2 separate regions of the Homo sapiens genome follow, and region 1 is linked to region 2. A link is an interaction called in ENCODE POLR2A ChIA-PET data of the cell type or tissue named here. Cell type or tissue: A673. All regions are shown on one strand. Each heading gives the region's core, and the rest is flanking DNA. Links, peaks and the distances in the headings are about the cores only. Region 1 overlaps FGF19 (fibroblast growth factor 19). Region 2 has its middle 51 kb from the start of SMIM38.

Region 1 (14,988 bases), core at 3,763-11,762, 490 kb before region 2:
TGGGTTGATGGATATTATTGCTTAGGACAAGGCTCTCGAAAAAGTGAGGTAATTTAGTGGAAATTATTTGGGTCTATATAGAGTGTATATGTAGTATTAAGTATATACATAAAATATACATATATGAAATAATAAACCTCAGTTTTGTCTGTGTGCATGTATATCTATATAAAGATTATAATTTATAAAGGTATATAAATGTATATTTAATTTATTAATGGGTTATATATTAACATAATGTACATATTATATATGCTTACACTTACAGTACATTTATATATGTGTGTGTGTTCTCTGTGTATATATATAGTTGTGGGTTTTTTGTTTTGTTTTTTTTTGAGACAGGGTCTTGCTCTATCACCCAGACTAGAGTGCAGTGGCATGATCATTGCTCAGTGCAGCCTTGACTACCCAGCCTCAACCCATCCTCCCACCTCTCAGCCTCCCGAATAGCTGGGCCTACAGGCGCCCACCTCCATGACCTGCTAATGTTTGTACTTTTTGTCAAGATGGAATTTTACCATGTTGCCCAGGCTGGTCTCAAACTCCTGGATTCAGGTGATCCATCTGCTCTGGGCCTCCCAAAGTGCTGGGACTACAGGTGTGACCTACTGTGCCTGGCCTTAAAGTACATTATATATTATATATACTTACATATATAAAGGTATATTTTATATATACTTACACGTACAGTGTGTACATCAGGAAGTATGTATAAAACATGCAAGTGATGCTTATGTGGAAGGTCACTGCTGGTGGCCACCAGGGACAGTCTGTAGCACAAACGTCCATGTGGACCCGTGTTCCCTGTCCACTGTGGATTGCTCAGAGCTGCCTGTTTTCTCTGCAGCTTCAGTACTCGGAGGAAGACTGTGCTTTCGAGGAGGAGATCCGCCCAGATGGCTACAATGTGTACCGATCCGAGAAGCACCGCCTCCCGGTCTCCCTGAGCAGTGCCAAACAGCGGCAGCTGTACAAGAACAGAGGCTTTCTTCCACTCTCTCATTTCCTGCCCATGCTGCCCATGGTCCCAGAGGAGCCTGAGGACCTCAGGGGCCACTTGGAATCTGACATGTTCTCTTCGCCCCTGGAGACCGACAGCATGGACCCATTTGGGCTTGTCACCGGACTGGAGGCCGTGAGGAGTCCCAGCTTTGAGAAGTAACTGAGACCATGCCCGGGCCTCTTCACTGCTGCCAGGGGCTGTGGTACCTGCAGCGTGGGGGACGTGCTTCTACAAGAACAGTCCTGAGTCCACGTTCTGTTTAGCTTTAGGAAGAAACATCTAGAAGTTGTACATATTCAGAGTTTTCCATTGGCAGTGCCAGTTTCTAGCCAATAGACTTGTCTGATCATAACATTGTAAGCCTGTAGCTTGCCCAGCTGCTGCCTGGGCCCCCATTCTGCTCCCTCGAGGTTGCTGGACAAGCTGCTGCACTGTCTCAGTTCTGCTTGAATACCTCCATCGATGGGGAACTCACTTCCTTTGGAAAAATTCTTATGTCAAGCTGAAATTCTCTAATTTTTTCTCATCACTTCCCCAGGAGCAGCCAGAAGACAGGCAGTAGTTTTAATTTCAGGAACAGGTGATCCACTCTGTAAAACAGCAGGTAAATTTCACTCAACCCCATGTGGGAATTGATCTATATCTCTACTTCCAGGGACCATTTGCCCTTCCCAAATCCCTCCAGGCCAGAACTGACTGGAGCAGGCATGGCCCACCAGGCTTCAGGAGTAGGGGAAGCCTGGAGCCCCACTCCAGCCCTGGGACAACTTGAGAATTCCCCCTGAGGCCAGTTCTGTCATGGATGCTGTCCTGAGAATAACTTGCTGTCCCGGTGTCACCTGCTTCCATCTCCCAGCCCACCAGCCCTCTGCCCACCTCACATGCCTCCCCATGGATTGGGGCCTCCCAGGCCCCCCACCTTATGTCAACCTGCACTTCTTGTTCAAAAATCAGGAAAAGAAAAGATTTGAAGACCCCAAGTCTTGTCAATAACTTGCTGTGTGGAAGCAGCGGGGGAAGACCTAGAACCCTTTCCCCAGCACTTGGTTTTCCAACATGATATTTATGAGTAATTTATTTTGATATGTACATCTCTTATTTTCTTACATTATTTATGCCCCCAAATTATATTTATGTATGTAAGTGAGGTTTGTTTTGTATATTAAAATGGAGTTTGTTTGTATCAAAAGGTGCATTCTATTATCCGCCTAGAATGTTAGGGAGGGTGGGGAAGGGGCTGGTGGGGGGCAGCACCGTCCACGGGAGGAAACCCTCGGTGTGTCTGCCCTGGACACCAAAAGCTCGGGTGGGAAGTTAGCGGGTTTGGGCCAGCCAGCTCTAGTGGTGGAGGCTGGTTTGGGCCCTGCTGTCCTGCCCTTTCCTCATGCCTAGGGGCTTGGCTTCCTCAGTCCACCTTCTCTCTAGCAGTCTCAGTGGTTAGGGCGGCCTCTCTGCCAGGAGTGTTTTTGGCTGCAGGAAACAAACACCAAGGAACAGCGGCCTAAGTGAGGGCCTCTCGCCCTCAGCACTCTTCCCTGGGGAAAGACGTTCCTGCATTTAACAGTGCCCCCCCCACCCCCCACCATTAGATGCCTGTAGAAACCCTCAAGTTGTGACAACCAAAATACCTCCAGAAGTTGTTGCATGTTCTTAGGAGGCAAGATCACCCTTAACGGAGGACCACTGACCGGAGCAAATAGGATTTCTTTTTGTCCAGCCACAAATCCAGAGGGACCCAGTGACCCAGCGATGCCTGGGCTGTGCCCTGTGTGATTCCCTTGGTGTCCCTGTCCTGCTGGGGCCTCGTCTCGCCAGGGCTGCTGTGGCTTCAGCTGAGCGCCCTGTACTCAGGGAGAGGGAATCATTTCGGGCTGGGCCTCTCTCATCAAGAAAGCCAAAACTTCCTTAGAACCTTTCAGCAAATTCCGGCTACATCCTAAGAACCAGGTTTGCGTCACAGGACCAGGCCAGCCCCAGCTGCACGGCAGGCTGGGAAGGCAAGAATTAGCGGTCAGGGTGACCAGATGTGGGCCACATCCTGAGTGCAAGGAGGAGCAGGTGCAACCGGACACCAACGTGTGCATGAAACATGATTCCAAATGAGCATTTGCCAGGGATTAGGGATGGTGGAGGGAGTCGGGGAGGAGGGTTGGGTCACTCAGGGCAGTAGTTCCCAGGTGCTTACGTTGGCAGCGAGGGGGGTAATGTCGTTGTTCAAGTCTACGAAGGCTATTTCAGGTGAAGCCTCCCTGCTCTCCAGTAAAAGGGACCTCCACTTGTCATTCTCACTGATGACATGCCCAGGACATCTAGAGTTAACCCTTGGGGCGTTCCCTGTCTCCATCTGCCAATCAAGATGCCCCTCTCACTCTTTGGTGTCCTTGTCATGTAACCATGCTGATTAGAGAGCTGACAGGCAGGGCTGGATGATGCTTGTGGACACAGCCTTCTCTACCCGTGGCAGGCGCCAGACAGGAAAGGCACTCTCCTGGAGCCACACAGCCTGGAGGCAGCTCAGGGGCTGTGGGCAGGGCCCTTTGATTGCTGTGTGACCTTGAGTAAGTCACATCACCCCTCTGAGCCTGCATCCTTCTGCGGACATGAGGTTAACAGGGTCTGCATGGTAGGGCTATACAGAAATCCAGTGAAATGATGTCTGCGGGATTCCTGGCACAGAGCCGGCTGCCTATCCACAGCAAACCTCACCAAGGATAGAACCATGTGTCCTGAGCTATTATGTCCACTGGATCTCAAATTTGGCTGCACATTGAAAAAAAGATGATAGCTGGAAACCACTCATGGAGATTCTGAGTTTTTTGTCTTTCTTTCTTTCTTTCTTTCTTTCTTTCTTTCTTTCTTTCTTTCTTTCTTTCTTTCTTTCTTTCTTTTTCTTTTTTTTTAGACAGTCTCACTCTGTCATCCAGGCTGGAGTACAGTGCACAATCACTGATCACTGCAGTCTTGACCTCCTGGGCTCAAGGGATCCTGCTGCCTCAGCCTCTCAAGTAGCTGGGACCACAGACCCATGCCCAGCTCATTTTTTTTTTTTTAATTTGTAGCAATGGGGTCTTGCTATGTTGCACAGGCTGGTCTCGATCTCTTGGGCTCCAGAGGTCCTCCTGCCTTAACCTCCCAAAGTGCTGAGATTATAGGTATGAGCCACCGTGCCCAGCTGAGATTGTGATTTAATGGGAATGGGTGTGGTCTGGACACTGGGATTTTTTAAAAGCTCCCCTGTGGGCCGGGTGCGGTGGCTCACACCTATAATCCCAGCACTTTGGGAGGCCGAGGTGGGTGAATCATGAGGTCAGGAGATTGAGAACATCCTGGCTAACACAGTGAAACCCCATCTCTACTAAAAATACAAAAAATTAGCCAGGCATGGTGGCAGGCGCCTGTGGTCCCAGCTACTTGGGAGGCTGAGGCAGGAGAATGGCATGAACCCGGGAGGCAGAGCTTGCAGTGAGCCGAGATTGCACCACTGCCCTCCAGCCGGGGCGGCAGAGCAAGACTCCTTCTCAAAAAAAAAAAAAAATCTCCCCTGTGGTTCTAGTGTGCAGGGAACCAGTTCAAATTCCATCCTTTGTGCTCTGAAGACCAGCACTTCAGGGAGAAAATGAAGAAAGAGGCTTATCAGCACCTCCCTCTCTGGAGTCTTCTCCCTTCTGCACAGCTGAGGATAACAAGTGAATGTACGTAAACTAATTCACACTAGACTGTTGATGGTTAATATGTTTGCTCTCCAGGCCACATTTTTACTGACCTGGCAGCTGCAAAACCCTGATGACAGACCGTGGGTGATGCGGGCATTCTGGCAGGAGATGGGGAAGATTATTTTTCTGAGGCTGCATCTTAGCATCCACCCTACCCCGACTCTTCCCCTACTCCTCATAAAGAGGTAGCCTTGCCCTCTTCCTGCATCCCCTCTCCCTGCTTTAGATAGCGTTGCCAAATACATAAAAATACAGCATCTGAGCTACATTTGAATTTCAGGTGAGCAATGCATTTCTTCAGTAGGAATGTGTCCCATGCAATATTTGGAACATATGTATACTAAAAAGTTATTCATTGCTGATTTCAAATTCAAATCAAATCGGGTGTCCTGTGTTTTGTCTGGCAAGCCGAGCTTTAGGCCCACACCACGGACATGGAGTTAAAAATGAGAGAAGACTGGAGCAAAAAACTGTTTCCGTTGAACAAGACTCTCTGCTGGTGAGACTCCAAAATGGAATTCAAAAGATCCCAGGGACAGGGAGGCCTTGAGTGAATCCCACTCTTTCTTCGGGCCTGTTTCTCCATCTGTAAAGCGAGAACCTTTTCGTCGCCTCAAGGCCTGTTGACTCCTGGGGATTCTGGCAAAGTGCCCAGGGGCTGGGAAAGGCCTCTTAACCAAGGAGGGGGCTGGAACCCGCCACCCCGGCATTAGGACTCTTGTGGTCGCAGGTGACAGAAAACACAACTCAAACTGACTTGAGGTAGGAAAAACAAGGGAACTTATTGGCTCACCTTTACTGAGAAGGCCAGGAGGTGCCGGGCTTTAGGCATGCGGGACCTGGGAACCGGCACCACACCAGGCATCATCTGTCTGTCTGTCCATTTTCAAGCATCTTTTCCCTTTGTAGTGACAAGATGGCCCCAGCAGCCTCAGCCGAGATGATGGACAATTCTCTTCTCTTACCAACAACTCCAGCAAGAGCCCCAGACTGGGTCTCAGGGATCCTTCCTGTGTCCCTTGTTCGTCCCAACTGGGCACAGGAGGCTCTGACCAGCTGGGCTGTGTCCCCTTCTGTAGCCCGGGGAAAAATCAGCCCTCGTGGGATGCTAGGACTAAGAAGGGGAGAGACATTTCCCCAGAGGAAAACCCACGGCACAGGTATTCCCCCAGGTTCCTACAGTTCACTATCCACTGGGCGACCTTCCCTCTTTGGATTGGGAAATGACAGCCAAAAATGTTCTACAAGACCAAAGAGGAGAGGGAGTGGGTGGGGCAGGGCCACCCAGATGCAGAAATTGTCCATTCAGTTATGGAGGACATGAGACAGCATCCTGCCTGCCTTAGTCTCATACTCCCTCCCCCACTGTCAAGGTGACCAAAAAGGAACCTCAATTAGGGGAGCGAGGAGAGAAGGTGTACCTTTTGCCACTAGAGGCAAAGAAAGAGAGACAGACAGACAGACACTGAGTTTTACAATACAGCCATGCGCCCCATAATGATGTTTCAGTTAACGGTGGACCACATATACAATGGTGGTCCCATAACATTAAAACTCCATATTTTTACTATGCCTTTTCTATGTTTTTAGATATGTTTAGATACACAAATACTTACCATTGTGCAACCTTTGCCTGCAGTGTTCAGAGCAGTACCGTGCTGTGCAGGTGTATAGCCTAGGAGCAATCAGCTGTACCACATAGCCCAGGTGTGCAGCAGGCGACACCATCTAGGGTTGTGCGAGCACACTCTATAATGTTCGCACAATGGTGAAATCACCCAGCGATGCATTTCTGAGGACGTACCCCATTGTTAGCATTGCATGGTTGTGTACATACATGACTGCCTGCATAAGGCACCACGGTCTGAGGCTATCAACAGCTCAACATTTTGAGTGAAATGCAAGAGCGTTACCTTTACTTAGGTCTCTTTCTCTCTCCACTTTTAAATTATCATTAAGTCTTTCCTCTGCCTATATTGGGCACCACATCAGATGCCATGATTTTTGGTGTCAGGCATCAAAGATGATTGTTAAAATGCGTAAGAAGGACAATCTTGTATTTTTACCCCTATTTTTAATCAGTCCGATATTCTTCTTTCCTTTCTGAACTTCAAAGCCTATTTAGAGAACTTCCTTTGAACATTTTCTTTTCTTTTCTTTTCTTTTTTTTTTTTTTTTTTTTAAGATGGAGTCTCACTGTGTCACCCAGGCTGGAGTGCAGTGGCACAATCTCAGCTCACTACAGTCTCTGCATTCCTGGGCTCAAGAGATCCTCCCACCTTATCCTCCAGAGTAGCTGGGGCCACAGGCACATACTACCATGCCTGGCTAATTTTGTTCAGAGATGAGGTTTCCCTATGTTTCCCAAGCTGGTCTTGAACTCCTGGAATCAAGCGATCCTTCCACCTTGACCTCCTAAACTACTGGGATTGCAGGCATGAGCCACTGCACCCAACCCTTCAGGCTGGAGTGCGATGGCGTGATCTCAGTTCACTGCAACCTCCGCTCCCTGGGTTCAAGCGATTCTCCTGCCTCAGCCTCCTGAGTAGCTGGGATTACAAGTGCCTGCCACTGAGCTTGGCTAATTTTTGTATTTTTTTTGTACAGATGAGGTTTCACTATCTTGGCCAGGCTGGTCTTGAACTCCTGACCTCGTGATCCACCTCCCTCGGCCTCCCAGAGTGCTGGGATTACAGGCGTGAGCCACCATGCCCAGCCCCCTTCAACCATTTTTTAAACAATAAGTTTGCTAGCAACAACTTCTCTTAGTTTTCCTTCATCTGAGAATATCTGAATTTTCTCTTCAACCCTGAAGGATATTTTCAGAAAGTTCTTCCCCCTTCCCTGCTTTCTACGTATTTGAAAGATGTGCCACTTCCTCTAGCTTCCATGATTTCCAATGAGAAATCCACTGTTGTTCCAACTGGTGTTCCCTATGAGTAAAGGGTCATTTCTCTCTGAGCATTTTTGAGAGTTTGTCTTAAGTTTTCATAAGTTTAACTATGATGTGTCTTGCCATGTATTTCTTTGTTTTGTTCCTATTTGGGGTTGGTTCAGCTTCTTGAATTTGTAGGTTTATGTCTTTCACCAAATTGGGGAAGTTTTCAGCCTCTATTTTTCTGGCTACTTTTTCAGCCCCACTCTTCTATCTTCTCCTTCTGAGACTCCCATGATAGGAATTTTCACTGTTTTGCTGTTGTTCCATAGGCCCTGGGACTGCTCATTTTCTTTCTGGTCTGCTTTCTCCCTGTGGTTCATTACCACAACTTCTGCACTGCTGCATTTTTTTTGATCACTCTGTTCTCAAGTTCACTGACTTCATCCCCCTCATCTCTACTTGACTGTTGAGCCCATCCAGAAAGGTTTTGTTGTTGTTATTGTTATTGGGTTTTTGTGTGTGTGTGTGATTGTTGTTGTTTTTGAGACGGAGTCTTGCTTTGTCACCAGGCTGGAGTGCAGTGCCACGATCTCGGCTCACTGCAACCTCCACCTCCCAGATTCAAGTGATTCTTCTGCCTCAGCATCCCGAGTAGCTGGGACTACAGGTGTGCACCACCATGCCCGGCTAATTGTTGTATTTTTAGTAGAGACAGGGTTTCACCATGTTGGCCAGGGTGGTCTTGATCTCCTGACCTCATGATCCACCCACCTCAGCCTCCCAAAGTGCTGGGATTACAAGCATGGGCCACCATGCCTGGCTGTATTTTTCAATCCTAAATTCTCCATTTGGTTCTTTTCCATAACTTCCATTTCTTTGCTGTGTCAAAATCCAGTAAAACATAGAGAAAAATCTCTGAAATTAAAACATTTTATTTAGGAAGAAAGAATTGCAATTTGGGGCACACATACAGACTAGGGAGTCTTCAATATGTCCAGAAAACAAAGGGAAGGTTAAAGGTTTTGTAAAAAGGAGAAATATTACCTATTGCTCTTCAAGAAAGTTCATTGGCATGAAGGAGGTTTTGGGGAGCTGGCAAGCTCTGATTGGTGAGCAAGGGCGGTGAGTAAACCTAGTCTTAGGGTTGCAGCAGGTTGCATCAGCAGCTATTGGGTAAAACTGATTTCAGGTTATAGCAGGCAGTTTCAGCAACCAGGCTTGCAGAGAATTACATTTTTGAAATACTGTTATGTATCAGGAGTGCTTTTCCCCCCGGGCTTCTGGACTTTGTTTAGTTGGGTATGACAAGAATAATCCAGTTTGTAAGATCAGTTTTCACAGCTAAGATTTTTTTTTTTTTTTTGAGATAGGGCCTAGCTCTGTCACCCAGGCTGGAGTGCAGTGGCTGATCACAGCTCACTGCAACCTCTGCCTCCTGGGCTCAAGGTATCCTCCCACCTCAGCCTCTCTAGTACGAGTAGCTGGAACTACAGGCACATGCCACTATGCCTGGCTAATTTTTGTATTTTTTGTAGAGACAGGGTCTCACTATTCTGCCCAGGCTGATCTCGAACTCCTGAGCTCAAGTGATCCACCTGCCTCAGCCTCACAAAGTGCTGGGATTACAGGTGTGAGCCACCGTGCCTGGCCGACAGCTGAGATTTTTAATGCGTTCGTTTGTTTCAAGGGAATTCATAATTGCAGTTGAAGCATTTTTATGATGGCTGCTTTAAAACCCTTATCCAACAATTTATTAATCATTCTGTCATCTCATTAATCTCCGCATTTGTCGATGATTGTTTATTCACACTGAAGTTGAAATTTTCCTTGTTCTTGATAATGATGTGTGAAAGTTGATACCTTCCTTCTACCCCATCCTACCCACTGTCCCTCCCACCTTCCCTTCCTCCCTGGCCCTTCCTTTCTTTCTTCCATCTTCTTTTTCACTTCCCCGCTAACGTCAAGACTGCCTGCTTGATCTCCCTTGCCTTCATTTATGGCTTAAGGCAAAGCGTCACCCACTTTCATTCTTCCCTGTAAACCTCTCACAGTTCAGGTTTCCCCTTCGTGTCCTCTCTGAGCCACTCTCCTCCTGTGCATTCTCATCACTGAAGTCGAAAATAAAGAGACCCAGGAGACAGAGCCAGCAACTCAACACATGGGCCTTGTTTGGTTTTCAGCTCAACAAAATAGGTGCAAAACCTTCTCTCTTAGTTGTAACCCTTTTCTTCAGTATGAATTTCTTTTTTCAAAAACCATATGTGTGTGTGTGTGTGTGTATAGGTGTGTATACACACACATAAGTGACTGAATTGTGGCCCCAAAACTCATATGTTAAAAACTTAGCCAGGCACTGTGGCTCATGTCTGTAATCCCAGCACTTTGGGAGGCCAAGGCGGGTGGATCACCTAAGGTCAGGAGTTCGAGACCACCCTGACTAACATGGTAAAAGCCCGTCTCTACTAAATACAAAAAAATTAACCCAGCATAATGGCGCATGCCTGTAATCCCAGCTGCTTGGGAGGCTGAGGCAGGAGAACCACTTGAACCCAGGAGGCAGAAGTTGCAGTGAGCTAAAATCCCGCCATTGCACTCCAGCCTGGGCAACAAGAGTAAAACTCCGTCTCAAAAAAAAAAAAAACCTCCAGTGCACCTCAAAGTATGACTGTACTTGGAGATATGACCTTTGAAGAGTTGATTAAGGTTAAATGAGGTCATATGGGTGAGGCTGTTAAAAAAAACTTTAAAAAGACAGTTTTTAACTATTGAAATAAACGGAAATGGTCTGGGTACTGAATTATATCGTTAATTTGCTAGGGGGATCATGTATTATGGTTACGTAAAAAATCTGTATCTGTTAGATATGCACTGAAGTATCTGCAGGTGAAATGATTCAGCAAGAAAAGGTGGGGGTGGGGAATGAGGTCATTGTTGGAACAAGAACAGTGAAATATTGATCCTTGCTGAGGCTGGGTATTGGTATATGGGGGTCTGTTTACACTACCTACACTTGGGTATGTTTGAAATGTCTATAATAGAAACTGAAAAGAAAACCAAAAGCCAAATGTGGATTCTTCACACTCCCTCTTTCTCTACCAAGCCATGTGGAAGAGGTTGCAGTGACTGTGTCACAACCTGGTGAACCTTCTAGGCTTGGGTCCCTGCATGACCACATGGAGCAGAACCTCCAGTGACCTGTGCTGGACTTGGAGGAGAACAGTGGATTAACAAACCTTTGTTATATTGAGTCTTGGCAATTTCACAGTTGGTTTGTTATTGAAGGTATATTGTGGAGTAGAAGAAGTAAATTCAGGACACCAACTATAATGTAATATAATTTGTCATTTAAAAGGGTGTGTACCATTTTGGGAAGCTGAGATGGGAGGATCACTTGAGGCCAGGAGTTCGAGACCAGCCTGGGCAATATAGCGAGATGTCATCTCTACAAAAAATGTAAATATCAGCCAGGTGTGGTGGCGCATGCCTGTAGTTCTAGCTTCTTGGGAAGTGAAGTGGGAGGATTCCTTGAGTCCAGGAGTTCAAGGCTGCAGTGAGCTATGACAGTGCCACTGCATTCCAGTCTGGGTGACAGAGTGAGGCCCCATCTCAAAAAAAAAAAGAAAAAAAAGGCATATACATATGTATGCTTATATATGCAGATAACCTCTCTGGAAGCAAGTATAGAAAACGATAAAACTGTGGGTGCTTCTGGGGACAGGAATTAGAGGACTGGAGACAGGGTAGGAAGGAGAACTTTTACTATAACCTTTTTCTTCAGTTTGAGTTTGTTTTTTCCAAAACCGTGTGTGTGTGTGTGTGTGTGTGTGTGTATACACACACGACTGAATTGTGTACCCAAAAATCACATGTTAAAAACTTGACCTCTAGTACACCTCAGAGTATGACTGTGCTTGAAGATATTACCTTTGAAAGGTGATTAAAGTTAAATGAAGTCTTATGAGTGAGGCTGTTTAAAAAAAAACACTTTAAAAAGACAGTTTTTAACTGTTGAAACAAATGGAAATGGTCTGGAAACTGAATTATATTGTTAATTGGCTAGGTGGGATCATGTATTATGGTTATGTAAAAAAACTCTGTATCTGTTAGATATGCACTGAAGTATGTACAGGTGAAATGACTCAGCAAAAATGGTGGGCGTGGGGAATGAGGTCATTGTTGGAACAAGAACAGTGAAATATTGATCCTTGCTGAGGCTGGGTATTGGTATATGGGGGTCTGTTTACACTATCTACACTTGGGTATGTTTGAAATGTCTATGTAAAAAGGGAACCAAAAACCAGTTGTGAATTCTTCACACTCTCTGTTTCTCTACCAAGCCACGTGGAAGAGGTTGCAATGACTGTGTCACAACCTGGTGAACCTTCTAGGCCTGGGTCCCTGCGTGACCACGTGGAGCAGAACCCCCAGTGACCTGTGCTGGACTTGGAGGAGAACAGTGGATAAATAAACCTTTGTTATATTGAGTCTTGGCAATTTCACAGTTGGTTTGTTATTGAAGGTATATTGTGGAGTAGAAGAAGTAAATTCAGGACACAGTCTATAGTATAATATAATTTGTCATTTAAAAGAGCATGTACCACTTTGGGAGGCCGAGGTGGGAGGATCACTTGAGGCCAGGAGTTTGAGACCAGCCTGGGCAATACAGCAAGATGTCATCTCTACAAAAAAATGTAAACATCAGCCAGGTGTGGTGACTCATGCCTGTAGTTCTAGCTTCTTGGGAAGTGAAGTGGGAGGATTCCTTGAGTCCAGGAGTTCAAGGCTGCAGTGAGCTATGACAGTGCCACTGCATTCCAGTCTGGGTGACAGAGTGAGGCCCCATCTCAAAATAATAATTTAAAAAAGATATATATATATATGCATGCTTATATATGCAGAGAACCTCTCTGGAAAGAAGTATAGAAAACAATAAAACTGTGGGTAGTTCTGGGGACAGGAATTAGAGGACTGGGGACGGGGTAGGAAGGAGAACTTCTACTATAACCTTTTCTTCAGTTTGAGTTTCTTTTTTTCAAAAACCGTGTATGTGTATATATATGTGTGTGTGTGTATAGGTGTCTGTATACACAGTCATATGTGCCTGAATTGTGTCCCTAAAATTTATATGTTAAAAACTTAACCTCCAGTGTACCTCAAAGTATAACTGTACTTAAAGATATGACCTTTGAAGAGGTGATTAAGGTTAAAAGAAGTCATATGGGTGAGGCTGTTTAAAAAAATTTTTTTAAGCCTTGTTTTTTTTTTTTGAGATGGAGTCTCACTGTGTAGCCCAGGCTGGAGGGCAATGGTGCAGTCTTGGCTCACTGCAACCTCTGCCCCCTGGGTTCAAGTGATTCTGCTGCCTCAGCCTCCCAAGTAGCTGGGATTAAAGGCATCCACCACCACACCCTGCTAATTTTTGTATTTTTGCTAGAGACGGGGTTTCACTATGTTGACCAGGCAGTGGAAAGACGTAAGTGAAGTGCAGGCACCTCTAAAATCTCCCCAGAGCCTGCCAAATTACACTCTCTATTTTTTCCCAGGGAAATTTTAATGCATACCTGGGCATGGACCTGACTCATCGGCACCACGTATACTCACCTTACTTTGGGGAAGACCGAGAATGATGGTATCGGTGCCAGGCCTTGAGTTTTCCCTGCCACCGACACCTGCCGGGGCTGGGAGCCCCACCTGTCTCAGAGTCCTGCCTTCCCCAGACACTGGGGTTGGTGGGGTCCCCACCAGGCATGGGAGGCTCAAGGCAGGTTCGGGGTGAAGTGGGGGCCCCCTTCCTTGTCAGCTGTCCTGCCCTGTGGTTCCTGGGGTCCCAAGTGGAGTGACTGTTGCCTGAGTGGCTGGTGGGGAGTCTAGACCTGGCTGAAGCCTGGGCCCCAATGCCAGCCCAGATGAGGAGCCTGAGACTCGGGGGACAGCCCAGGCCCAAGCAGGCTGACAAACAGAAGCACCCAGAACAGGCAGGGCTCCAAGACCTCGCTTTTCCCATCAGAGCCGGGTAACCTGTCACTGGGCCCATGTCTCCTTCTCCCCATGAGTTGTGTGGGGCCTCTGAGCAGGGACCCGGGCAGTGGGCCAGGGCCCCTCTGATCAGCCTCAGCCTAATGGGGTGGAGGAGGCAGGGGCGGGTCTGGTGGGGACTAAGGTGGGAGGGGCACCTGCCCCTAGGAGCTGTGTCTCCCAGAGCGCAGTGTCTTCCCCAGTGAGGCCCGCGATGTCCATCTCCAAAGCAGACTGCTAGGATCTTCAAGTGAGGATCTAAGAAAACAGTCCGGGCCGGGCACGGTGGCTCATCCCTGTAATCCCAGCACTTTGGGAGGCCGAGAAGGGCGGATCACCTGAGGTCAGGAGTTCGAGACCAGCTGGCCAACATCATGAAACCCCCTATCTCTACTAAAAATACAAAAATTAGCCAGGAGTTGTGGTATGCACCTGTAATTCCAGCTACTCGGGAGACTGAGGCAGGAGAATCGCTTGAACCCGGGAGGTGGAGGTTGCAGTGAGCCAAGATCACGCCACTGCACTCCAGCCTGGGCAATAAGAGCAAAACTCGGTCTCAAAAAAAAAAGAAAAGAAAAGAAAAAGAAAAAGTAAACGGTCCGATCTCCCGTAGGTCTGATTATCAGGATGACATCTGGCTGGGGCAGTGGAGATTCAGAAGAGAATTCTAGCGGCCGCAGGGACACCGTCCCAGAGCGGCGAAGAGAGGGCCCGGGAGGGAGGCGGCTCTGCGGCTCCCCGGAGGAGCGGGGCCGTCCGCGGCGCAATGGCGGCCCCCGGTGGCGGTGACTGGAATGGGCCCCGCGCAAGGCCGAGGGTCAGGGAGTGCAGGGCGCGGTCTGCAAGGTGCCTTCGGTGCCCCTTTACCCGCGCGGGGCCGGGGACTCGGAAGCCGCGAGGTTGCCCTGAGAGCACCCAGCAGCTGCTCGCTCACGCTCGCCCCTCCCGCAGTCTGATCTGATGGTTGACTAGCTGCCCTCCACCCTGCCCCCTGCAACTTTTGCAGACAAGCCCCCAGGAAGCAAAAGAACATCGGCTACACACAAACATCAACAAAGCCCCTACTGTGTGTGCCTGGACCTCAGCAAAGGGCAAGGGAGAGGCAGGCTCCATCACCTCCACAACTTCCTGTTCCTGTATTCGAATTTATGTTCACTATATTTATCTATCAATACATTTCTTCTGTTTCCTATATGCAAGTATTCATCCTCATGTCGATCCTGAAAACGGGGTACCAACATCACTCCCATTTTACAGATGAGCAAACTGAGGTGCAGGAACGTGAATTTCACTAACGCTGTCAAGAAACGTTTGGAATTTGGCAGGGCACAGTGGCTCACGCCTGTAGCCCTAGCACTTTGGGAGGCCAAGGTGGG
Region 2 (14,988 bases), core at 3,110-11,109:
TGGCTGAATGGTAATTTAACCGATTGGTTGGTTGGTCCAAATGGTAAAAGTGATCGTCATCCCTGGAGTTTGCCAGACTGGCTGCATCATCAATTCATTCCTTCATAGTCAGGCAGTCATTCATTCAATGCATTCTGACTGCCTCCTGGGTGAACATTCTGGTAGCAGTGAAGTCTACCAGCTCCCACCCAGGTACAAGCAGTGTGTGGAGCCACAAAACCAGATTCTGTGAATATAGACAGCCTGTCTGCTGCTTCCCCCTGTGGCCTGGCCCAAGTCACAGGGAGTCAGCCCAAGTGGTCAAGCTCTGAAGCCTTGATCATGTGCCTATCTCTCTGGGGCTCAATTTTTTGGTCCATGAAGAGGGGGCAACATGGGCCTCTCTCTTCCAGGGCAGCTGTAAGGGCAGAGGAGATGGTGCCTGAAGCTCTCTGGGCTCACAGACGAGTGCTCTGGGTGGCAGCAGTGGAAAGGACCTGCTCTACTTGAAGGAAACCTGGAAATTGAGAAATGCTTCCTTCAAAAATGATTTTAGGACTGTTGGCAATGGACCCTGTGTTCATTTCCTGGGGCTGCTGGAAGAGATTGCCACAAACCAGGTGGCTTAAAACAACAGAAATTTGCCCTCTCACACTCCTGGAGGCCAGGATCCTGAAATCAAGTGATACAGTTTGGCTGTATCCCCACCCAAATCTTGAATTGTAGCTCCCATAATCCCCACATGTCCTGGGAGAGACCTAGTGGGAGGTAACTGAATCATGAGGATGGGTCTTTCCTGTGCTCTTGTGTTGGTGAGTAAGTTTCACGAGACCTGATGGTTTTATACAGGGGAATTCCCCTGCACATGCTCTCTCTCACTTGCCTGCCGCCACGTAAGACACGACTTTGCATCTCCTTTGCCTTCCACCATGATTATAAGGCCTCTCCAGCCCCGTGGGACAGTGAGTCCATTAAACCTCTTTTTCTTTATAAATTACCCAGTCTCAGGTATGTCTTTACTAGCAGCATGAGAACAGATTCATACATCCAGTGTGGGCAGAGCATTCCGCATGCCACCTCTGCCCCGCCCCACCCCTGGCAGCTCTTGGGAGGAAACTTCCCGCCTCCTTCAGCTTCTGGGGGCTCTGAGTTCCACGCCTTGTAGCCACATCACCCCCATCCCTGCCTCTGTCTCCACATGGCCTTCTTCTTTGTGGCTGGGTCTTTTCTTTTGTCTTTCCCAAGGACATTTATTGTATTTACTGTCCCCTCCCCCAATATAGGATGACCACATCTCAAGATCCTTACTTAACTATATCTGCAAAGACCCTATTTTCAAATAAGGTTACATTCTGAGGTTCCAGGGGGACATGAATTTTGGCGGGAACACCCACTATAGACACCCAGGCAGGGATGGGCAAGTGACCCACCCAGCGGCCTGGAGCCAGTAGGGGACCACCTACTCTTCCACTAGGCACAGCAAGGTCCCCTCCTGGCCCATCCAGGCTGACAGCCCCAGCCCCCAGCTCCGTGGCTCCTGTTGCTTGTGGGATGCACCATCCCCTCCCAACAGCAGACATGGAGTGGGGCAAACTTGAGTGGTCCTCGGTGGGTGGAAACTGCCAGATGGAGTGAGTATGAGCTACACAGCCACCGACAAGTGGGCATGGTGGTCCACTGCCAGGCATCAGGAAAGCAAAGTCAGACAGACCTCCAAGCATGGGCAAACCTTGGGGTCAGTCCGTAAAGAGAGGCACGGTTCCTTCAGGTGGGCCTGGTGGCAAGGTGGCCACTGCAGACAGAGAGGAGGGCCCCTGCAGAGCCAATGGGCCATGTGCTCAGAGCTGGTGGTGGGTGCAGTGTCCACACCAGGGAGAGGAAGGGAGATGAGAGCAGAGATGTCACCAGGATGCTAAGCTAAGGCTTTGGGCTTGATCCAGGGATATTCAGGGGAAAGGCAGGCTCAGAGCCTCTCACGCCATCCTTCGGCCACCCCCACTTTGGAGAATGGATGGGGACTAAGGCAGGGAGACCCATCAAGAGGCGATGTCTATGTGAGCCACACTGGGTTGCTGCCAGCACGATCCAGGATCCAGCAGGGATGGCAGGCAGGGAGGAATAATCCCCTCGGGGGACCACAGTCCTGTCTGCATCTGGGGCTGGGGGTCCTGGAGCCCCCAGGGCAGGAGGGCGGCACATGGATCATCTCCTGGAGACAGGCCCTGGCTCGGAGACACGAGCCCCCATCACACGCCGAGCACAGCCACGACAAATAATTCACCGGAGAGACTTCCTCCACAAGGGGGAGAAATGCCCAAAGGTCCCTTTGTCTTAAAACATTAATGTCCAAGTTTAAATTGGGTTGGGGGACGGAGGAGGGGAAGAGGGGAAGGCGGGGGCAGCAGAGCCGTCACTGGGCATCATTCATAAGCCACACACTGGGCCCTTCATCGGGCCCAAAACTCACCCTTGTGGCTACGCAAAGATTTATTGAAGCCTCAGCGTGGGCTCATTTATTTTCCTCCAAACTGATTTGAAAAGACCGTTTGCATCTGCCCTGGAGAAAAAAAAAAAATGTGCATATTTGGCAAACTTTGTTTGAAAAATCTGCTTGTCCCCAAAGAAGTGACTTCGTGTTTGGTCGGGGGCAGGGGCTGTGTGTGTTGGGGAGGGACTGGGGCTTGCTCCTTCCCTGTCATCTGCCGGCCAGGGAAAGCACCCAGAGCATGAACTCAGACATCCTCTCCTGCACACTGGGACCTACAAAGCCGTTACATGCGGGCCCTTTGCTCTGAGACCAAGATCTCCTTGTGACTTTTTCTAGCTCTCTCGGTGGCATCTGTGCCCAGACAGCTACAAAGTGCAAAGAAAAGTGTAAAACAGAGTATGGAAAAATAGACAATAATAAATTCAAATATCAGCTCACTTTGAGAAAGGAGTAAATGCTCCATTTGCCCCCTTCAGAAAAGAGAAATGTCATTCATGAATAAACCTTGACCCTCTTCATAACCTGAATATACAAAGAGCTCTTACAAATCAGTAAGAACAAGAAACACAATAATAGAAAAATGGACAAAAGATGTAACTGGGACATTCATAAAAGGAAAGTGGGATCAGTAAATACAGGTAACAAAATGTTTCACTTACCAATAATCAAACTTAAAGCATTCCTCCAATCAGTGTAAGCATAGACAACTAAAATATCATTTTGCACTTACCAAATTGGCAAAGGTGTGAAAGAACAGTGGTGAAATTTGGAGAGGAGAGGTACAGGTGGTGGGACCTATCATGGTAACCCCTTTGTGGAGAGCTCATTGACAACAGGTATCCACAACTCAGACCTAGGCAAGCTCTTTGACCCAACAACTCCATGGAATTCAGAGGTTTGGCTCCAAGGGGCATGAAGCCTTATCTAAACTCCCAGAGCATGAGACTGGCTCCTTACTGTGGTCTCCAGGCATGCACTTGCCCCTCAGCGGGCAGCAGCCCTGGCCACATGCAGCCTTGCATTCCAGGAAGCTGTGGACACGTGCCTCTCCCCGACAGTGGATGGTGTCTGGGCTCTGGGTCTGGTGGCTGCAGAGACTCCTGTGAGCGGTGGGTGGAAGCCACAGGGAGCTTGCACTCGGGTCTGGAGGAAAGTCCAGGAACCTTGGAGAGCAAGGAGCCCAGCCAGCTGCAGGGAGGCAAGCAGAGCAGGCCTTGGTCTCCTTCGACACAGATGCCTCTGCACAGCCTCACCTAAAGCAAAGCTCATTCCCCCAAGATTACGGCAGCCCCACCTGCCACCCCAGAGTCGTCTACCCCTGCAACAATGACCTCAGAACCTCAGTGCTGGAAGGACCCACAGAGAACACCCATGCCAAGCCCCTGGCTGACAGATGGGGAAATAGAGCAGTGACTCTCTCAAGGTTGTCCCAGCCATGAGTCAGCGTCAGGGGCCTGACAGCCTCAGACTCTCAGACGTTTCCCAAAAGGGATCACCAGAGGCCACGTGTCACCCTGCTGTTCACAGGGGTTCTCAGGCCACCAGCTCCTCCCACAGTGTGGCCCTGCCTATCAATATAAATGTGTCACTCATGAACGTTTATGCTCAAGTCCCCATTGCTTGGGGACACAAGGGAGACTGAAGTAGACAGGCTTCTGCCCCACTAGTGGGAAATGGCACCATGTCCAGGCCGACGGAGCCCAGACAAGGGTCTGCCCTGGTTTGGAAGGTCAGGGAGGACTTCCCTGCAGAGAGGTTGGGGGCTGTGTTTGAAGGAAGAAGAGGGCCTATGTGGGGTCTCCAGGCAATGGAAGACCCTCCTGAGGCGACACCTCCAAGCCAAGCTCTGCAATCTGGAGTGGCTCCCTTACCTGCGACTCCGCGGGCACACCCTCCTGAGCTCCTGCTACGCACCTGTGCATCCAGCTGTCCACAGAGGAGCCTCCCTGCCTTCCGATGGCTGGTGTCACCACAGTCTTGCCATGAGCCTGGCACCAGAGAGCTCTCCACACACCTCTATTCTTACACAGTTCTCATCAGATTCATTTTACAGATGAGAGGACTGAGACACGGAGTGTTGAAGTTTCCCAGGGTCACGCAGCTGGGAAAGGGGAAGTAAGAATTTATCTGGCTCTAAAAGGCATTCTCTCTGCCCTGACGTCTCCTGCTTCATGGTCCCTGCCAGCCCTCCTGGCTGGACCTCTAGGTCTATAGCCTGCAAGTCTCCGGGATCCGATAGGCTCGGAGTGAGGGGGCACCTGTGCCCTTTCTCTTCCCCGCCACCTCGCCACAGGCTCCCCACCCTCCCAGGCCCGCAGAAGGGGGCTCCTTATGGGAAGCCCACCTGGATGCCAGCCATTCAGGGGTGGAGGCTCTTGGGTGCACGCCCAGGAGCCCACGGGTGTGGAGCAGGCCCCGGGTGTCTCGTCAATCCTGTTTCAAGCCATTGGCCTTTCCCATGGAAGATGTTGAGGAAGACAATAAAGACAGCGACCCAGGGCAGAGGTGGGAGGCGGCAGTCAGGAGTGGAGTGGAGAAGGGTCTTGGGTGGGGTGGGGAGCATGGAGGGAAGTGGTTGTCCCTTGGGGTAACAAGCACCCACCTCTGCCAAGCCTGAGAACATGGTCGGCATTTAGTAATTGCTTGGTGATTAAGATTACCCCCTGCCCCGAAAAAGAGGCACATCCACTATGTACGTGATGGGTGTGACTAAGGAAGGTACTTGCTCTCTGATACCTCCTACGGCAGAGGACGATGGGGAGGGCCTGGGCCCAGGTCAGGGGGTGGACACCAGATCCAAAGGCCGGCCCCCAGCACCAGCTGCAGACCTGTATACAGAAGGCACTCAATACTTGCTTGTCAAGTGAACGCGTAAGCTAGGTGCACCTGCCCTTCTTCCCCACAAGGGGATGGCAGTTTATTCACCACTGAGTCCCGAACCCTGTGCCTCACGCAGAGCCTGCACACGGCGGGTGCCCAGGAAGCCCCTCTTGCCCTGTGTCTATGGATCTTATGACTCCAGGCACCAAGACCGGGGGTTGTACCTTCTTTAGGGGCACACGTCCCCCACTGCCCAGAGCCTGAGGCAGAGGCGTGTCCCAGCAGGAGACAGTCGCATTCATTCAACCAGCAGCTCCTGAGGGACAGACAGTCCCCACACCTGATCCACCTGTCTTCCCAGAGTCTGCATACAGGGGTTCCCTGGGAGACCCTGACTGCTGAGTCCTGTTGGAGGGAACAGCCTCCAGTCAGAGCCCCTGACCATGCTGCGGGGTCTGCAGGGACCCCACAGAGTCTCCTTGGGTGGCATGAGAGGGAGAAGACCCCTCCCATAGCAGCGGCTTGCCAGGGGGTCTCTGACACCATCAGCCAAGACACCTGTCTGTGGAGGAGCATGATTATTGTTGGAGAGCATGGAGGGAGCTCAGTCACCAAACAGATGAACAGATAAACGAAATGTGGTCTCTTCACACATTGGAATAGTATTGAGCCTTAAGAAGGAAGGAAGCTCAGACACACACTACAACACAGATGAAGCTAGACGACATTTGCTGGGTGAGATAAGCCAGACATGAAGACACACATGCCGTACAATTCCGCTCACATGAGGTGCCCAGAGAAGTCAAATCCACAGACACAGAAAGAAGAACAGAGGTTACCAGGGGCTGGGAGGAGTTGCTGTTTAATGGGTACCCAGGTTTTGCTGAGGACTCTGGAAATGTTTGGGTATAGGGAGCAGCAGTGGCTATACCTCATCATGAATGGATGAAATGCCACAGAGTTGTACACTCACAACTGGCTAGAATGATAAATATTATGTTATATTTTACCACAATTTAAAAAATAATAGTGGCTGGTCATGATGGCCCACACAGGTAATCTTAGCACTTTGGGAGGCCAAGGCAGGCAGATCACCAGAGGTCAGGAGTTCAAGACCAGCCTGGTCAACATGGTGAAACCCCGTCTCTATTAAAAACACAAAAAATTAGCTGGGTGTGGTGGCTGGCGCCTGTAGTCCCAGCTACTCTGGAGGCTGAGGCAGCAGAATCTCTTGAACCCCGGAGGCGGAGGCTGCAGTGAGCCGAGACTGCGCCACTGCACTCCAGCCTGGGCAGCAGAGTGAAACTCAGTCTCAAAAAATAAATAAATAATAAAACTAGTAAGGCAGGTGTGGCCTCAAACCAGGCTTCACTAGGTAGGAGCTGTGGGGCTGTGGGCAAGTCACTCAACCTCTCTGTTTCCTGCATGTAGCATGAACATCACAGCAGCGCCTCCCTCCGGGGCACCTGTGGGAGTCACCTGCACAGGCGTGTGCCAAAAATCACACATGCCATCCGTCGGATGACAGTGGCGGGCCCTCACTGGAGCCAGAAAGACTGGGTGAGCCTAGATTTGGACTCCCAGGCTCACAGTTCAGTCCTGACGTCACCTCTCAGCTTGTGCCTCTGTGCCTGGGGCTGCAGTTTTCTTATCTGTCCAAGGGCAGGCTTAGCACCTGTCCCATCACCTCACAGGGATGGCAGGAGGTGCCGGGCAGGCTGGTTTCATAAGAAGTTCCAAGACCAGGGACAGCACCTGCCTTATGGGCACACGTGCCCCACTGCCCAGAGAGCCAAAAGCAGAGACGCCTCCCAGCAGGTTGTGTCCACGTTCATATTTGTCTGACCAGCAGCTCCTGACGGACAGGCAGGCCCCACACTTGATTCACCTGTTTTTCCCGCCCCCATTGTAGAGTGAGTGCATGAGCAAACACCTCTTTTAGCTCAATACATTCTGTCCCCAAACTCGGAAATGCTGTGCCATTCAGATGGAAGCACAGTGCTTCAGAAGAGCAGATTCCTTCTCTCAACCAGGAAGGTGGGCCGTGAAAGGGCACAGAAGGAAATGTTTTGTGTGGCTCCCGAACCCCATAACAGGCCAAGAGAAGAAACAGGGAGAAAGAGACAGACAGAGGGAGACAGGGTGATAAAAGGAAAAGGAGGAGAAAGGAAAGAAAGAAGAAGAAAAAAGGAGAGGCCGGGCATGGTGACTCACACCTGTAATCTCAACACTTTGGGAGGCCGAGGTGTGTGGATCACTTGAGGCCAGGAGTTTGTTACCGGCCTGGGCAAAATGGCAAAACTCCATCTCTACTAAAACTACAAAAAAATTAGCTGGGCGTGACGATGGGCGCCTGTGGTCCCAGCTACTCAGGAGGCTGTGGCAAGAGAATCGCTGGAACCCAGGAGGCAGAGGTTGCAGTGAACAGAGATTGCACCCCTGCACTCCAGCCTGGACCACAGAGCGAGACCCTGTCTCAAAAAAAGGAAGGAAGGGAGGGAGGGAGGGAGGGAGGGAGGGAGGAAGGAAGGAAGGAAGGAAGGAAGGAAGGAAGGAAGGAAGGAAGGAAGGAAGGAAGGAAGGAAGGCAGGCAGGCAGGCAGGCAGGCAGGCAGGCAGGCAGAAAGACGGAAAGAAAGGAGGAGAAAGAGAGGGAGTTAGAGAAATCAGAATGAGCTAAAGACCCACCCATCAACATGTGTTTCCCTGTGTTATTAAAACACTTTGTCTTTACAACTCAGAAAATTAAAAAAACTCTGCCAGACCCAGGCTCTCCACATCAGTATTCATGACATCTGTCTTCTCCTATAAAACTCTCTGAATGAAGCCTCCCCTAGTAGAAAACGACTCTCTCCTCTCTGCCCGCTCTTTCTTTCCCCTTCAAAACAGATTGCGAGACAGATGATTGCATTGTTTTGTCCGATTTCCATCTGAAAACTCCCCTCCGTGTTGGCCACTGGGCGCCCCTATTAAGGCCCGGGCACTGAGGGGCCACGTGGGGTGGCCGAGCCTCTGTCGCCCGCTCCCTGGGGCCTTTCCATCGGAAGAGGAAAAAGGACCCAGCAGACAAAGGTGCGGGACATAAATTAAGCCCGAGCTTTTTAAGTTCAAACTGAATTTTCTTTATTTTTTCACAGCTGTCAGAGGAATCGGGTAGAACTCCAGTAACGCATGTTTAATGTATTAAAAAGTGGGGGGGAAGCAAACCGTCCACTCCGAATGTTCCGTCCGCCGACTTGCATTGGGAACATTATTTCGGGCCAGTGAACTCCGAGCAAGTCAAGTGTAGAGACATGGACAGGGGCCAGGGACCCCCCACCAGAGGCTGTCATATCTACTGAAAGCCCACTTGTCATAGCTGGACGGGGGCAGGAGGGGGACAAACGTCTCAAAGTGCTGGAGACTGCCGCCAAGTCGGCTGGCTTCACCGAGGCTGGCTGGCTGGAGCTGGACAGCCCACGAGGCCTTATGGACCACCATACCATCCCAGCCAAGCTGCGGCTGGCCACCTCACTCCAGGCCCTTCCTTGGGCCCATGGGGAGGGAGGGCTCTCTGGAACCCAGGCCTGGTGACGCAGCCAAGAGAGCGAGCTTTATACATAAGCGCCAAAGGTCGCTATGGTTAGGTCAAAAGACATGATGGGTAAACTGAGGCAGGGAGTCCAAGGGCTTCCACCCAGCCGGGGTCCTTCTCCCTGCGCAGCGTGGCCCAGAAGGAGCAGGAGAGGACGCGAGGCAGATTGGAGTCCCGGCCATGGCTGAGCAGACATGTGACCCTGAGCAAGTTGCCAGGTGACCAAGCTCGCCTGTGCCTCATGTTTGAGCTTTGAGTGAGGAGCCCACACTGCTGGCCGTGTGAGCTGTCATCGGCCCTGCTACTGTCATGACCACCACGAGGCCTCAGGAAAAGAGGAAAAGAGGACGGTGTGCCTTCCTCCCTTGGCAGCCGGGACACACCCCACCCACCAGTCCTCACCAAGTGCACGGCCCACAGGGCTCCAAATTCAGCCTTTTCCCAGGCCAGTGACGAAACCCCGGGGGCGGGGGGAGAAAAACAGCGTCCCTTCAATAGCACGTGTTCACCACCCCTTCCTCAACACCACATCCCCCGATGAATCACTGTCTGGGAGAGGGGTTCGCTCCAGCCAAGGTCAAGGCAGGTTTCCCAACCAGACTGGCTGAGTGAGTGCCCCGCAACATGGCCAGGTCTGATTCTTGCGCCGACAAAAGCTGACCCTCAGCGAACACGAACAGCTTCTCCAGCACTGACTTACTCAAGAAAGGTCATCTCCTCACCCCCTTTCCAGATACAGAAGCTGGGGCTTGAAGAAACTCCGTGGCTGACCCAGGAGCCAGGGTTTAGCTCTGAGGGTATTTCCTCTGCGTGTCTCACCCACCGTAAGCGGGCCGGAACCATCTGCCCTGGACGCCTGTGCCATCGGAAGCCACTCCTTCTGCTGGTCATTCACTAAGTCCCTCCAAGGCCCTGCTGCTCTCCCTCCACCCTCCAGTAAGCAGCCCAGGTCAAACAGAGCAGGGTGGAGATGGAGGTCCCCCCTGCCACCCGAGCCCGCCAAGGCCATGAGGACTCTGCCACACCTTCCCACCTTGCATCTCCAGGCAGGATGGTATCTGGGGCCTCCGCCGTGCACACCCAGCCCCGCTCCCAGGCACCCCACAGCAGTCAGACTTGGACCCGTTGAAATCTACTCATGCCAGTCAGATTAAACAGTGTCCCCCCAACGGGGCCCCATGACACAACCGTCAAGGCCTGTTCACTCAGGGAGGAGATGACCTCTGCTCCTGCCTGCACAGACCCAGAGGAACAGAGCTCCTCCACCCAGCCCCGGGCAGCCATGAGTCCGGGCCTCCCTGAGAGGTGCTGGGTGGGCCCCACCCCCCAGCACCATCCTCCCACCTGAGATCCCTTTGGACCCACGCGCCTAGGACTCAGACCAAGGGCAACGTTTCTAAAAGAACCCTGGACACTGCTGTGCCCTGGCCTCAGGTGCAACCTCGAGCACATCCTGGCTCCTTCTGGGCCTCAGTTTTACTGACTGTAAAACGGAACAAACATCTCCGGTGCCCCCCACCCCATAGGGTCACAGTGATTCTAAATGAGCAAAGTAGAGGTCCCTAGAAAATCATCAGTCATGACCTGGCTGCTGTCCTGAACACTCACCCGGGAGCCCAGAGAGAAAAGGCCAGGGTGCCCTGGGCTGAGTATTCCCGCTCCATGTCCTGAGGGCAGCAGAGCCCCAGCTTCCCAGGGACCCCAAAAACACCCTTCTTTCTGGGCCTCTGTGTCAGCATCTGTGCATTGAGGGGTCATTTCTAAGGTTCTTCCAGTTTTAACCCTTTTCTTGTTTAGGGGGAAAAAAAAGTGCGGCTCGAAGCCAGCACTCATTTAATTTTACATAAACACACTTCTTGAGGCTGAAGCAAATCTGACTGCTTTTCAATGAGAAAATAAAACATAAAAACTGTTCTTGGAGTCATTTCTAAACAGAACTAACATCAGACTCGCGTGAATCATCAGAATCGTCTATTTTGGAAAAAACGGATTCGTCAAATCAATCTTTGGCCAACAAACATCCGAGAACAACCACGCGTAGGAATTCTGTGTTTTCTAGGATGTGACATTTTCAGCGATCGAGAATGACTCTATTTTGTAAATGGAAATGCCGCTACTAGAAACAGAATGCTATGAGTAGGATATGACGTCTTTTGTTTCCAAAGTCAATATACTAGAGCGATGCAAAAATAATAATAAAATCGAGCTATTTCGTGGCGGAGTTATCTCGGGGTAAACACTGCAGTCGCAAGCCCCTGGTGAGTACTCTCAGGACAAATGGGAAAAGGCTTAAACTCTGTTTTCCTCTGACTCAAAACCCACAGGGTCCCCAAAGTGGCCACTTGCTGCTGCTGAGGGTCGCAGCTGGTTCCACCTCAACCTCTTTGACGCGAATGCACCCCGGGGCAGCTCACACCCCTGTGGTCGTCCTCCGAATGCCAGGCAGTCTCAGTGAGGAGCTTAGGCCAGCAGCTCGCAACGGGCAGGCAGCATCTCAAAGAAAACGCCCACAGTGCATGGGTGCCTGCCACGCTCAGAGGCCCCTGATGGAGCTGCCACAGGGACTGGGCAGTGTTCACAGAGCCTGGACCTAGTTCAGCTTAGAGACCAGGAGCTGGGGGGAAAACACCAACCCCCGGGGCACCGACAGCCTGAAACCATCAGGAGCAAAAGCCACACACAGCGGGGAGAAGAACTACCTGGACCCACCAGAGCCCCTCTTGGGAGGTTGAACTCAAGACGGCAGGAGCAAGAGCCGCCAGGGAAGGCGCCCCGACGGAGGGCGGGTCACCGGCTCTGTTACCGTCCACACTGCCATGTCCAGGGTGGTCAGCGCCGGCCCAGCCTGGTGTTGCACATCAGGAGAGAGAAAGGCTGGGTGCAATGACAGGTCTGCCTGAGGGTGAGAGGGGGCCCCCTGCTCAGTGAAATGCCAGCCAGAGGGGGTGAGAGGGAACCCTCGGTTTGGTGAAATGCCAGCCAGAGGGGGTGAGAGGGAGTCCTCCATTCGGTGAAATGACAGCACTGTCTGAATATGGCCTGCTTGATGGGCAGGGCACTGTGGGAAACTGTCCGTGGCTTTCTGCCAATCCCCCCACTTTACAGATGAGGACAGCGCAGCTCATGGAGGGGAGGTTGGCTGAAATCTCAGAGCCAGTAGAGCTAGGGACTGTGAGAGTCAAGTCCCCGCCACTCACCCTGCCCTGCACAAGCTCCTGCAGTACAAGGAGGACCAGGGACACCAGAGGCAGGCAGAGAGACGATTATCATAGGCTTGAGCACAGAGTCACCCCAGCACAGGGAACCAGGGCAAGGCAGGGCATAGTTCCAGTTGAGGAGCCACTTGGACCACCTGCCAGGCCCCTAGGTGGTCCTCCTCCCCAGACTGGCTCAGCTGTGAGGCTGCCTTAGGTGTCTGAGAAGCCAACCTTGAACTCCGCAGCTCCATGTATGGCTCCGCAATGAAGCAGGTGACAGCAAGCACCCAACCTTGGTGAGCCTCAGACCTCCCCCCAGGTAACCCCTGGCTCCCTCAGGGCTGCGGGCACCTTCTCTACAGCTAGGGACTTCTCCAGGCCTCTCTCACCTGCCTCACGCTGGCTCAACCTGCAGCCTGGCTTTGGACATCATTCTCCCGGGAAGCATTCCCTGGCCCCTGAGAGCAGGACATGGGCCTCCTCTGGACTCCCCTACCACCTTCCCTGCCACCTAGAGGAGCCACTTCTGCCCTCCATGTTCCCTTCCCCTTTGCAGGACAAGGGCAGAGACTGTGTCTGCTTCTCCCCTAGGGCCTAGAACAGTCTCAAAGACCCAGCCGACCAAGGCACATTCCCAGATCCCAGAGCCAGCAGGCTGAGGAAGGACACAGCCTGCAGATGAGTGGACAGTAGAAAAGGCCCAAGTTGTGAGGTCTTGCAGACCCACCTTGGGGTCTGAGGAGTTTGAGGAGGTATAGTCAAGTCATGTGCCTTTCAGGGGTCTGTGTCCTCATCTGTGGTCAAGATAGCAATGCCTGTTCCCAGCAGATCATAAGTCACATGAATGACGTTTGCAAAAATCCCCAGCAAAGTGCCTGGCACAAGTATGCACCCCGCCAAACACGTATGCACACATGTGCACAGACATGGGACAGACATGGGCATGCACACACAAATACACTTGTGTACACATGCAGGTATGTACACCTGCCCAGACACACGTGTGTGCACACAAACGCACACACAACATGAACACATTTGCAGTGTATGTGTGTGTGCACGCATGTATAGCCACACACATGTGCACATATACATGCCTACAAAAACACACATGCACATATGCACACACACATATGCACACACACACACACGGACACACGCACACCCATTAGCTACTGCTCCTCCCCAGGATGAGAGAGCCCTTGCTGCGCTCATCCACTGCTTTCAGCTTATGGTGTGGGGGTTCTCCCAGGGCAAGTCTCTTTGCAGAGAAAAGACAAATCCAGGGCTCACCCCTTGTCCTCCTGAGCTGATGCCCTTCCTCCAGAAAACTCCGCCTGTGCCCCCAGCTCAAGCGAGGATGTCAGCTCAGATTTGGGCATTTCCTAGGGCAGGTCCGGCTGTAAAATCTGACACTCAGAGTCCCGGTGCCATTGGAGGCCAGAGACGTTAATTGCTTTTCTGAATGACGCTTTTAGGGGCTGAGGGCAGAACTGGGCTGGGGCTGTCAGGCCTGAATGGAGCCAGCAGAATCAGCTCCTTGCGTCCTCCCTGGAGAACAACAAGAGGGCCTCCAGCCCAAGCCTCTCCTGCCGCGTGCTGACCGGTGCCCTGCCTCCCTGCCGGGAGACCTCCGCGGAAGGCCCCTGCGCCCTGAGACAATAGCAGCACCTGCCAGGCCGTGCTCTCCCTGGGGAGCCCTGGCCCGTGCCGGAGGCCGGGCGCCTGGCATGAGGCCACCATTGTTTGCCTCCCTCCCTCTCCAGGACTCCTCCACAAAGTGACAGGGCAGCCCCCGAAGGTCACCTCTGGGGCACTCCCGGCGGCTCCCCGGCATCTGTCTCAGACGGTGGGCAGCAGGAGAGGGGCCGGCCCAGGCCTATTGTTTGGGCCCAGAGCCGCTCCCACCCGACGGGAGAGGGGCCCATTGTCCCAGAGCAATCTGCCTCACTCCTGCCTCCCCATTTTCTCCAAGAAAAAGGGGAACCACGCATGCAGCACACAGCCGGGAGCCCTCTGTCAGATCTGACTCCCGGCGCCCCTGCTCCCCACCAGGGGGCTGCTGCCCTTCACCCCTCACTCCTCCCTTGCCATACTCATTTTTAAAGTTTGAAAACTTGAGTCCGGGTCTCTGGAGCCCTTCGCAGTTCCTGCTGAGGGTCTTCCAGCTTCCAAAGCGGGCATCCAAGCACCAAAATATGTTTGAACAGGGACACTGCAGGACACGCCTTTTTATTCCCACCTGATATGATGTCATGCTTCCCTCACCCACCTTCCTGCCTCTCCAGATTGCCCACGGGCAAGCTGCTGATTTCTTTTGTCAGGCTGGAAGGCCCTAAGAGGGGAACAGCAAAAGCTGTTTCCTTGTAAGTCTTGAAACTTCCATTGCAGCCAAAAAAAACAAAAAACAAAAAAAAAAAAAACCCTTCATTTTTTCACAAATGTTGTTAACAAGGAGATTAGACAATCAAGGAAATAATTTGGCCTCCATAGTCCTCAAATGATATCCACCTACATAATCCCAGGCCAATGCTTGAGGCTTTTGGACACAGACTTAGTCTGGTGTTTCAGAGCCATCCTAAAAGTCTGGCAGCAAGAAAAAAACCAAGGTGAGTTATTTCTACTCCCAGCTCAGGGGGTCCTCTGCAGCCAGCACCACCACGGGCAAGAGGTAAAAAGCCCAAGACTAAAGGCCGGCCCAGCCGCACTGAGATGCTTGTGTTCCTTCAAGTCTTGCTCGTATGAATCTTAATTAAACACAGCGAGGAAAGTTACTAAAGTTAGTTAATGAAAGGCAGGATTGGACAGGGGCTGTGAAGCAAGAGAGGATCTGTGCTGCTTGAATCTTGGGATAAAAATTAAAAGGCAGTGTTCCCCTGAAAGCATCACATGCTCACTATGGGGAAAGCCCCAAGGGAAACCACGCCTCCA

The links. ChIA-PET counts read pairs that join two places held together with the same protein. Peaks named below come from ENCODE experiments on the same cell type or tissue, not always from the same donor. Only the 100,000 strongest peaks of a DNase experiment are listed, where the experiment ranks them.
Region 1: POLR2A ChIA-PET joins it to region 2 with 13 read pairs; 1 of 35 experiments calls an interaction of 5 or more read pairs at or near these places.

What each region holds. Positions count from the first base shown.
Region 1 is chr11:69,685,439-69,700,426 of GRCh38, reverse strand. It overlaps FGF19 (fibroblast growth factor 19), which reads left to right. Exons shown (of 3, transcript NM_005117.3): 3 at 851-2,189. The coding sequence ends at 1,165. Among named protein-coding and RNA genes, the nearest start is that of FGF19, 11 kb to the left of the region's middle. RefSeq lists enhancers at 1-86, 10,668-11,867 and silencers at 852-1,146, 14,325-14,495, 14,268-14,517. In A673, for the core only: no CTCF peak of the experiment used is centred there; DNase peaks (open chromatin) are centred at 5,349 and 8,747.
Region 2 is chr11:69,199,468-69,214,455 of GRCh38, reverse strand. No RefSeq gene overlaps it. Among named protein-coding and RNA genes, the nearest start is that of SMIM38, 51 kb to the right of the region's middle. RefSeq lists enhancers at 5,001-5,500, 5,501-6,002, 6,384-6,884, 6,885-7,385. In A673, for the core only: no CTCF peak of the experiment used is centred there; DNase peaks (open chromatin) are centred at 7,695 and 8,035; H3K27ac peaks cover 5,436 bases.